Linked DNA regions of Homo sapiens: region 1 is linked to region 2. The links are chromatin contacts, found by Hi-C or POLR2A ChIA-PET in ENCODE. All regions are on one chromosome and are shown on one strand. The core of a region is the stretch at or near the end of the contact, and the rest is flanking DNA. Distances in the headings are between cores, read along the strand shown.

What was found. Hi-C counts contacts between places; a loop is a spot of excess contacts on that map. ChIA-PET counts read pairs that join two places held with the same protein, here RNA polymerase II (POLR2A). Pooled maps may share reads with other maps.
Region 1: a loop to region 2 is called in a map with no recorded cell type, with 5 times the contacts of the local background. The contact joins two enhancer-like sites. A Hi-C loop is called at or near these places in 1 of 168 maps with a recorded cell type or tissue (Calu3), 3 of 37 single-sample maps with no recorded cell type and 8 of 50 pooled maps. POLR2A ChIA-PET finds 5 or more read pairs at or near these places in 1 of 52 experiments (GM12878).

What each region holds. Positions count from the first base shown.
Region 1 is chr2:196,289,509-196,294,110 of GRCh38, reverse strand. HECW2 (HECT, C2 and WW domain containing E3 ubiquitin protein ligase 2) reads left to right here. Exons shown (of 29, transcript NM_001348768.2): 14 at 1,361-1,546. It also overlaps the pseudogene RN7SL820P. Among named protein-coding and RNA genes, the nearest start is that of HECW2-AS1, 32 kb to the right of the region's middle. Within about 2 kb of position 1,715, at least 10 of the 41 ENCODE cell types and tissues checked have a DNase peak (open chromatin) inside an H3K27ac peak, as active enhancers do.
Region 2 is chr2:196,098,909-196,103,851 of GRCh38, reverse strand. No RefSeq gene overlaps it. Among named protein-coding and RNA genes, the nearest start is that of DNAH7, 33 kb to the right of the region's middle. RefSeq lists enhancers at 2,260-2,359, 2,630-2,779, 2,800-2,889. Within about 2 kb of position 2,456, at least 5 of the 41 ENCODE cell types and tissues checked have a DNase peak (open chromatin) inside an H3K27ac peak, as active enhancers do.

The sequences.
Region 1 (4,602 bases), core at 466-2,965, 190 kb before region 2:
GTGGTATAGTGGAGTTTTTTTAAACTTGCATTTCATTCATATACATCCAACCAAATATACACAGGGAAAAAGAGAAAAAAAGAAAAAAGAATGAGATGTACAGCCCAGGCACCTCAGCCTGCTATTCCATTCACCAAGCTTATATGCCTCTATGAAGGGTGAGATTCTAAAACCTCAGTCTATTGTGATCTCAGTTGAGTGTGATGGTCAGTGAGAGCAACTCATTCCATTGCATGTCCTTCTAGTATAGAAATGTATGGCAAGCATTTTTCCATGCAACTTGGCCCTTAAGTGTATACTAGTTGTGTCATCTGGCACTCACTCAGAGAGCCAATAACCTAGTCCAATACTGGGGGAGAAACTGGCTATGTCAGGGCTCTCTGTAAGGTGGCATATTCATCGCCAGTGTGGTATAATTTTGACTGTGTGTTTCTTTCCTAAAACCAGCTTCAGGATTTAATGGCCCATGTGCAGTGAGACTCCACAACATGTTTGTTCTTTAGTAAATTAGTTCAACCATTGTGGAAAACAGTGTGGAGATTCCTCAAAGATCTAGAACCAGAAATACCATTTGACCCAGCAATCCCATTACTAGGTATTTACCCAAAGGAATATAAATCATTCTATTACAAAGATACCTGCACATATATGTTCATTGCAGCATCATTCACAATAGCAAAGACATGGAATCAACCCAAATATCCATCAATGATAGACTGGATAAAGAAAATGTAGCATATATATACCATGGAATGCTATGCAGCCACGAAAAGGAATGAGATAATGTCCTTTGCAGGAACGTGGATGGAACTGGAAGCCATTATCCTCAGCAAACTAACACAGGAACAGAAAACCAAACACCACATGTTCTCACTTATAAGTGGGAGCTGAAAAATGACAACACATGGACACAGAGAGGGGAACAACACACACTGGGGCCTGTTTCAGAGTAGGACTGGGGGAGGGAGAGAATTAGGGAAAAATAGCTAATGCGTGCTGGGCTTAATACCTGGGTGATGGGTTGATAGGTACAGCAAACCACCATGGCACACGTTTACCTATTTAACAAACGTGCTCTTCTTGCACATGTACCCCAGAACTTCAAATACAAATAAAAGTTAAAAAAAGAGAACTAGACACCAGCTGTGGATACTGCCTTACCTTCTGTAGTCTTTATGTTTCATTTTGTTCAAGATATTTTGCTCTGTCTGCTGTTTCCATACATGGGTCTAGAGTTCTGTCAAAGCTTATATATGCATTTCATTACTTATTGGAAGATTAGCCATACCCATGTGTAGTATTTCTGGTGCTTCTGCATGTCACAAGTGGGTTAACATTGGTTCTCCATTCTTTTCTTTAGAGTGCCTACCGCATGTTTACAAACAACACGTGTTTGAAGCACATGATCACCAAAGTCCGGAGGGACACCCACCACTTTGAACGCTACCAGCATAACCGCGACCTTGTGGGATTCCTCAACATGTTCGCGAACAAACAGCTAGAGCTGCCGCGGGGATGGGAAATGAAACATGATCACCAGGGCAAGGTAACACGAGGGAGATGCCTCAGGGAGTGCCAAATGCCTGTGGGCTGCTTGTGGCTTCGACACTTGGCCCTACCCTTCAAGTGAGGGCCAAGGCTCTTTGTGAGGTGAAACATTCCACCTTCTGTTCAAGTGAAACCTGGACAGCAGGTTGTTTGTGACCACAAACAGTGACTGTGCCATTCTGAAGTCGTGGAGGGAGCGGAGGGAGGGCTGTGACGCTGGCAAAGCATTCACTTCTCCCTGGAAACTCTCCTACCTGTCATCTCTCTCTATGCTCTGCTGATTAGAGAAAAGGGTTCTCAGGCAGTGCTTCCTTATCCCTAGTGATACAGCTTGTGTTGTAGGTATTTGAATAAAAAGTTGTGGTATTATTTGGAGAAGGTGGCTAGGAGGTCACTAAGCAAGCAACTACATGAGGTGTGTCTTTGTGACACTGTCTGGGCTTGGGCTTCAGTCTTACTGGTTCAGAACTGTGATTTTGTTAGCACATTAACCAAAACTCACTGATTGATTAATTTATGACAAGAAATATGTAACTGTGCAACACAGGCCAGAATAGCTACATCCGTACTTCCTCTGTAGGTGGATGAACCAGAAAGCCTGGTTACAATCAGGAAGTCATTCTATGAGTAAGAAATCAGAATGAGAAAATTAGTGCTTGTTATAAGGTGACCCTCAGCTAAGATTTAATTTTTATTTAACTCTTATGTAGTACCTACTATGAGCCATGAACTGTTTAAGCTCTTAAGGTCCTCACCACAACTTTGATAAAGCAGTACTATTATTATTGCCATGTACAGATAAGCAGCTCCATGTGCAGAATGGTTCAGTGACTTGCCTGACATCACAGAGACAGGCAGTGGCTGAGCCACGCTGTAGGCCAGCCAGGCTGGTTCCAGGAACCATGCTCTTAACCATGACATTATGCTCTGCAAGTATTGAGTAACCAACCTCAGTTTCTCTGTCTATAAAAAGTCTGGGAATATGTGACTTGAAGGGTAGGGAAAATTAAAATGACATATTTAAAGTATTTAACAACCCTTGGAGTGTTTGTTCAACAAATATTTGTTGAGCGCCTAAGCAAAACAGGTAAGCCAACTACTTTGTAGAACTGTCATTCTCATGAATGCAGCATTCATGTCTCAGAGACAGGCAATAGACAAATAAATAAACATACTATTCTTTGTAGGCCAAGAGCTGATTAATGCTATGATGAAAAATAACGCAACAAATGAGGTCTAGTGAAAGACAGGAATGGAGAATGTTATTTCATAGAGGGTGGTTGGGGAGGATGTCACAGATAAGGCCATAGGTGAGCAGATACCTGAAAGAAGTAAGGAGTAAAGTATATCAACATTCAAGGCAAATGGAACACGTAAAGTACTCAGTAAATGCCATTTACCCCCCAAAGTTCCCTCTAGCAGAGGGAACTTTACCACAATAGCCTCTTACTTATCCTGAACTCAGCTTCCAGCAATATTACCTGAGAATCTATGAGTAGTCAAAATGGTTGTTACAAAATGCATGTATTTTAATGCATGGGAGAAGCCCTTAAACTCTCATTGAAACTACTGACTTGATTTCTGCAAGTGTTTTTAATAAACCTCTAATTCCCAGCCAAGAGAAGATTAGAAGTGGCAAGCATGAAGTTTAGGAGAGATGAAAGAGAATTGGGCTTGTGATTATGTCCCTGGACCACAGGTAAAATGACACTGAATTAGAGTCAGATGGGCGTGACAGAGAAGCCTTTCCAGAACACTGAGCTGGAAGCAGGGACACCAGGGGAAGATATGGCTTTGCTGGTACTATATTTGGTTCAACAGCCTGAGAGCCCAGTGCCTGTAAATATTCCATTGGATGGAAGGGCACAGATGGTCCAAGTAAGGACTTTGAAAAATACTGGTAGTATTATACCTGGGTATAAAAGAGTAGTAGCCCACCAAGAGTTCATCTGTTTTCAGCTCTGACAAGATTTTACCTGGAATCATGAATGAGGAGCTGTGTTCATTAGAGAATCAGAGGTCCAGGGAAAACCCAAGTTAAGATAATGGATAATGCTGCATCTGTTTCTGCTCTGTGTTGAGATTTAACTTGTTAAGGCAGGGGTTGGTCCCTTCTTGCCAGTCATAACTTGCCAGACACACTTTAGGAGAGAGGTTCTTTTACTAACCCCTGAACCTTGAAAAAAGTTTCAATTACATATAGGATACTATTGAAGAAGAGTTGTAATGTATTCTTAAGAACAAGTTCTGTCTCATAGCTTTTATAAAAGTTTTGGTGGTTAAACAGGAGTAAACATTATCTCAACCATGTTCATAACATGACTATACAAAACATCCTATTTTCTGGGGATGTTTTTACTAATCTGGGTCTTACAACTTGAAGTTGGCATTGTAGAGAACCCTGAGTGTAGGCTGGTAGAGAGCTGACCTCACAATCTGCTGCTGGCTTTTACATTAGAATCCTGTTTGGGGTGAAAGATTTGAAGGACCCCTGCCTTGTGGACAAGACAGATTAACAGGCAGACCCAAAAGCTTATCACTTTAGCCTGATCTCTCTCTGTCATGCATTAAGACTTTAATAAGATTTTTAGCTAAGCTGGACACCTTAACTAAAGCAGATTTATCTCCATGCGATTCTCCCATGTAAGTTTCTTTCCAAGTGACCAGCTTCCAGTAGATTAAAATAACTTAAAGGAGCATTCAGGGAGGCTGGTGCTCGGTCTCTGTTTGGCTACTCTGCTTTGGGCTGCATGTTAGGAGTCCTGTCTCCTGTCTTATGAATAGGCAGCTAATAGGTTTTCTGTCAACCCTGGAATTTTAGCCCCTTTTAATTGAATTTAATAATATTTATTTTAAGAGACAGGATCTTGCTATGTTGCCCAGGCTGGAGTACAGTGGCTGTTCACAGATATGATCCCACTACTGATCAGCATGGGAGTTTCAACCTGTGCCATTTCTAACCTGGGCTGGTTCCTCCTACCTTAGGCAACCTGGTGATCTCCAACTCCTCGGAGTTCACCATATTGTTGGGGAACTTAGTGTGGACACCTGATT
Region 2 (4,943 bases), core at 1,207-3,706:
CCTGGATCTTTGATGATGTCATTGAGCTGTTGAATGAACCAACTTGTAACATCCTGACTCTGTTACTCTGTTTTTAATATGTGAGACAATAGATCCCTTAACTGCAGAAACTATTTTGAGTTCAGGCTTCTGTTACTTGCAGCAGAAACATACAAACTAACAAAGGGAATTAGGGATCATGTCTCAGCTGGTTAGTCAGGTATATTAATTTCCTGTTGCAGGTGTAACAAATTACCACAAACTTAGTGGCCTAAAACAATGCAGATGTATTCCTTGACAGTTCAGGGGTCAGAAGTTTATAGTCAATCTGTAGGCAGGGCTGTGTTCCTTCTGGATGCTTAGGGGGGAATCTGTTTCCTTGCCTTTTTCAGATTCTAGAGACTGCCTATATTCCTTAGCTTGTGGCCCCTTCCTCACATCACTCCAGTCTGTGGCTTCCATCATCACATCTCCTAGTATTGACTTTCCTCCTTTTTATAAGGATCTTGGGCTCTCCTGGATAATTCAGGATAATCTCTCGATCTCACGATCCCTAATGTAATAACATGTGCTAAGTCCCTTTTATCATTGAACTAAATTAACATTTTCATAGGTTCCAAGGATTAGGACATTGACATCTTTGGGGACAGTGGTCATTCATTATTCAGTCTATCACACCAGGTGAACTAAACCAACCCTAGAGACAAATTCTGGATGAGAGCTGCAGTCACAGCCAGCTCACCCATGTAGTTAGCGGGAGTACATGGGGCTTCGGAAAAAGGCTTTTCTTCCTAATAAAAGAAAGCTTGATATGACTGAGCTGCTAAATCAATCCACCCTGCAACCCTAATTTTGGACTTCTTGTATAGAGAGATGATAAATTCCTTATTGTTTAAACTCCATTTGATATAGTGAAAATTGCACCAAAAATCATCCTAACTGGTCTTCAGGGGTAGGAACCTGAATTTACTTTCGATTTCTGGAAGAGTATTATAAGCCACAAACTATCAACTCCTATATACGTTGAAAAAATAAGCATTAATGGTAAACTGTAGGTATTGAGGAAATTGTGTTCATGCAAAGGGAATGAACATGATGAAGAGGGCTTGGTAAACTGTAATTATGATCTCCTCTATATTACTTTACTACTAGCCAGCCATGCCAGAGTGTCTGCCATCATCTTTCTCTTTGCAAGTGAGTATCTTTGTTCCTAGTTGGTATCCCTAATTTAGCCCCAAGTGATCAATCCTTCTTGCCTCCTCATCTCTATAACAACACTTGATAATTAAATTGTGTCTTTTCTATGTGCCAGGCACTGCTTTAAGAGCTTTGCCTGGGTTAAATTAATCATCAGGATGAGACTTTGAAATTGTTACTACTGATATTCCCATTTTACAGGTGAGCAAATTCAACTGCAATTTCCTCAATAACCCCAGTTTACCATGAATGCTTATTTTCTCAGCTTGTATAGGAGTTGACAGTCTGTGGCTCATAACAGTCTTCCAGAAGTTGAAATAAATTCAGGTTCCTACCCGTGAGGACCAGTTAGGATGCTTTTTGGTGAAATTTTCACTATATCCAATGGGGTTTAAACAATAAAGAATTTATTATCTCTCCAAACAAGAAGTCCAAAATTAGGGTTGCAGGGTGGATTGATTTAGCAGCTCAGTCATACCAAGATTTCTTTTACTAGGAAGAAAATACTTTTTCCAAACCCCTAAGCAGTGTTTCTTTTTTTGGCATGATCCCTACGCCATTCACAGGCAAAGGGGAATGGATGATCCATGACTCCTCTCTGAGACTGAGCCTAACTACCATGAGCATATTGTTGCCTGATCCCTGAACAAAGCCTGGGGTCTATTAGCAAAAGGAAAAGTGAGGGAACCAAAGGAGCCTTACTCTCCAGGACATCTGCACGCCACCAGAGTGCAGAATGTAAGCTGTCTTGCATGCGTATGAAAAACATAACTCTAACACTGACCCCAAGGTCTCTCCTGCTGTGCATAACTAATAGGCCCTGTGACTGCTTACTGCTGTGATGCAGAACAGACTTCACAGGTGCTCCTCGGCTGGGACTGGTGTGGCAGCGTGGGAGGCAGGGGCATACTGTCACTATGACTGAGCAGAGTATTATTGGAAATGGTGTTTGACTCCCTTCTTATTGGTGCAACTCAAAAGGGCAATGTAGTAAACAGTTCCAGACAAATTTGAAGACAAGATGTTTTTCATAAGGAAGGAAAAAATTCTCACAACAAGCCAAATGTGCATCTTTTCAGATAGGAGCCCTTCATATTCACTGGAATTTCTTAAAAAGTAACTTTCCACATATTTCCCCCAAAATAACCTATTTCACTAAGAGTAAAGCACGTGGCACCTAATTTATCTTCCCTGAACAGAGTAGAGCTGAGTCACTGACACAGAACTGAAACCTTCGCACCCAAGCAGGCTCAAGGGACTGAGCCAGAACTGATTCTCAGATAGCTCAACCCTCCCTCCCTCTCCCACAATAAAGGTTCATATCAAAATCACACTCTGAACATCTGACTCATATCTTGTGATTATTGAACATACTCCTCCTGTACCAATGTTCCTGTGGACATTTGACCATTTCCATGTTCATTTCTTAGGGAAAACAGGATTGTTTAGCTGGAGGTTGAATCAAATAGATATACATATTGAAACCAAGTGTCCTCTCTTGCTGTCTGAACATCCAAACAAAGCTAGGAGCAGCCCCCTTACCATTAATCAAGGACCAGATAAACAGCTATCTGCTGAAGAGGACTTCTGCAGCAATGGCTTAGCCCTCACCTCTGGCACAAGGAAGGATGGATGGGTGGGCTGCAATTAGTTGGCATGTTCAAAATAAGAGACAAGTGGCAGGGAACACCTCTTGGTTTGACTTCAGCTTGCATCACTGTGGCTCTTGACTGCCATTTCTACTTTTCCTGTGTAGATCGAAAGCTCTAATCCTTACCCCTAGTAAGTGCAATAGTGCCCTTTGTACAGTTGGAGACCTCCACCTCCTAGTTTGAGCCAGAATGTGTTCTGTGCGTAAATACATTACATGGAGTCCAAGAGATTTCTTTCTTTCTTAATTTACACATAATAATTGTACATATTCATGGGGTATGTAAGGATGTTTTGATACATATAATGTATGATGATTAGATCAGGGTAATTAGCATATCCATTATCTCAAACATTTATCATTTCTTTGTGTTGGGAACATTCAATATCCTTCCTTCTAGCTATTTGAAACTACATATTGTTAACTGTAGTAGTCCTACAGTGGTATAGAACACTAGAAACGTATTCCTCCTCCCTTGCTCTGATTCTGTAACCCTTAACAAATCTCTCCCTAAAGGTTTCTGTTAACTCCTAATAAATGATCGCGTGGGTTGGCAGAGTCAAGAATGAGGTTAAATGGAGAATTCTTGGCCTGAGGACTATGAATTCCTTTTTTTTTTTTTTTTTTTTTTTTGGCCCATTTGGTTCCACGTGTGCCTCCAGATCTCTGGTGCTGTGGAGCAGTGACTGTGCTGTGTGCTGCACACCTCACTCTCTTGCCGCTTTCCCTGGTCTCCATCAGGACTTTACCAAAACACTCAAGTGCTGTGGCATCTGAGAATGTCCCTCTATGCACTGTCTGTCCATATAGTGAGATAAGGGAGGTGCTGGAAACAATTGTTCTCTTCCTCTATGATTCCTGCAAGTATTGTTTTGCAATTGTGCTGCCCGCCTTGAAAATCACATGGTGCCCCACTGGCAGCTTTATGATCATTTCTCTAAATGAAAGTGAGAGGTTATCGAATTTGTCTAGTTTAGTGTGAGTCACTTATATGCCTGGGAAATGAAGTCCTATCCTGTGTTATTGATACTGGAAGCTGCACAAAAGGAATGAGTCTCTGGAGTTTGGAACTCACCTCATGAATCTCACACCAACCAGTGCTGTCCTGGCTTTTCATTGGGATGGAATGAGAATCAAGTCCCCATGGTGGAGGTTATCGTGAAAACCCCAGATTTTAATAGAGAGGTAATTTGAGTACATAACATATTGAACTTGAATATTATGCACTTGAAGGAAAAATATTTCCTTTGTAGTGGGCAGCCTCTATTATGTTTTGGAGGAATTTTCCAGTAAATCATCTAACAGCTGCTTTACTGTATAGGCCTTGAAATTTTATCTGTTCATTGGTTACAGACACTTTTGCTTTTGGAAACTTCACATGCTTCTCTTTACCAGTAATATTTTGTTCCCAAAATATCGGCTCCTGGGGAGGATTTAATAAAGGCTGACCCAACAAGACATGTTTTTGAGCAAACCTTTTGGATGTCTTTGGCTAGGAACCATGTCCTATGTAAGTGTATTCTATGTAAGATTATTACTAAAAATCCAAAAAGCAACCTACAGATTTTGTGACAAAAAGAAAATGTTAACCATCTCTGAACATAAAGGCATTTTGCATCTGTGAATGTAGAAACAGTGATTATAGTGGGTGCTAGTAGAGGTATAGAATGTATGTGTGTGTTTTGGAGGAGTGGCAAGGAAGAAACAATGGGACAAGCATTGGCAAAAATATGGCTGGTGGAGATTCTTTCCTTCAGACTGCAGATTGAAGACACCCTTCACAGACAGGAGCCACTGAATAAACACCTCTGAAGAAGATAGAAAGAGAATAGCTTGCTAATGCCGTGCTAACTGAAGTGAGCCTGCAATTCTCAAAATATGATCCATTTGAGGGTTACCTGGAAGATGCTTATTCCAGAATAGAGGCATGATGTGTTGATTTTTGGAAGGGGCTCCTGGCCAACAGCAATTGAAAAACTGAAAAAAATGGAGGCTGAAAACTCACCAACCATGACTTCAGTTCATGGGGCACAGTCATTATCTATGCCCTTTAAGAAAGAAAGATTCCACATGGACAGTGTGTGAAGACAGTGGAGAGGGTGAAGGAAGAGCAGAA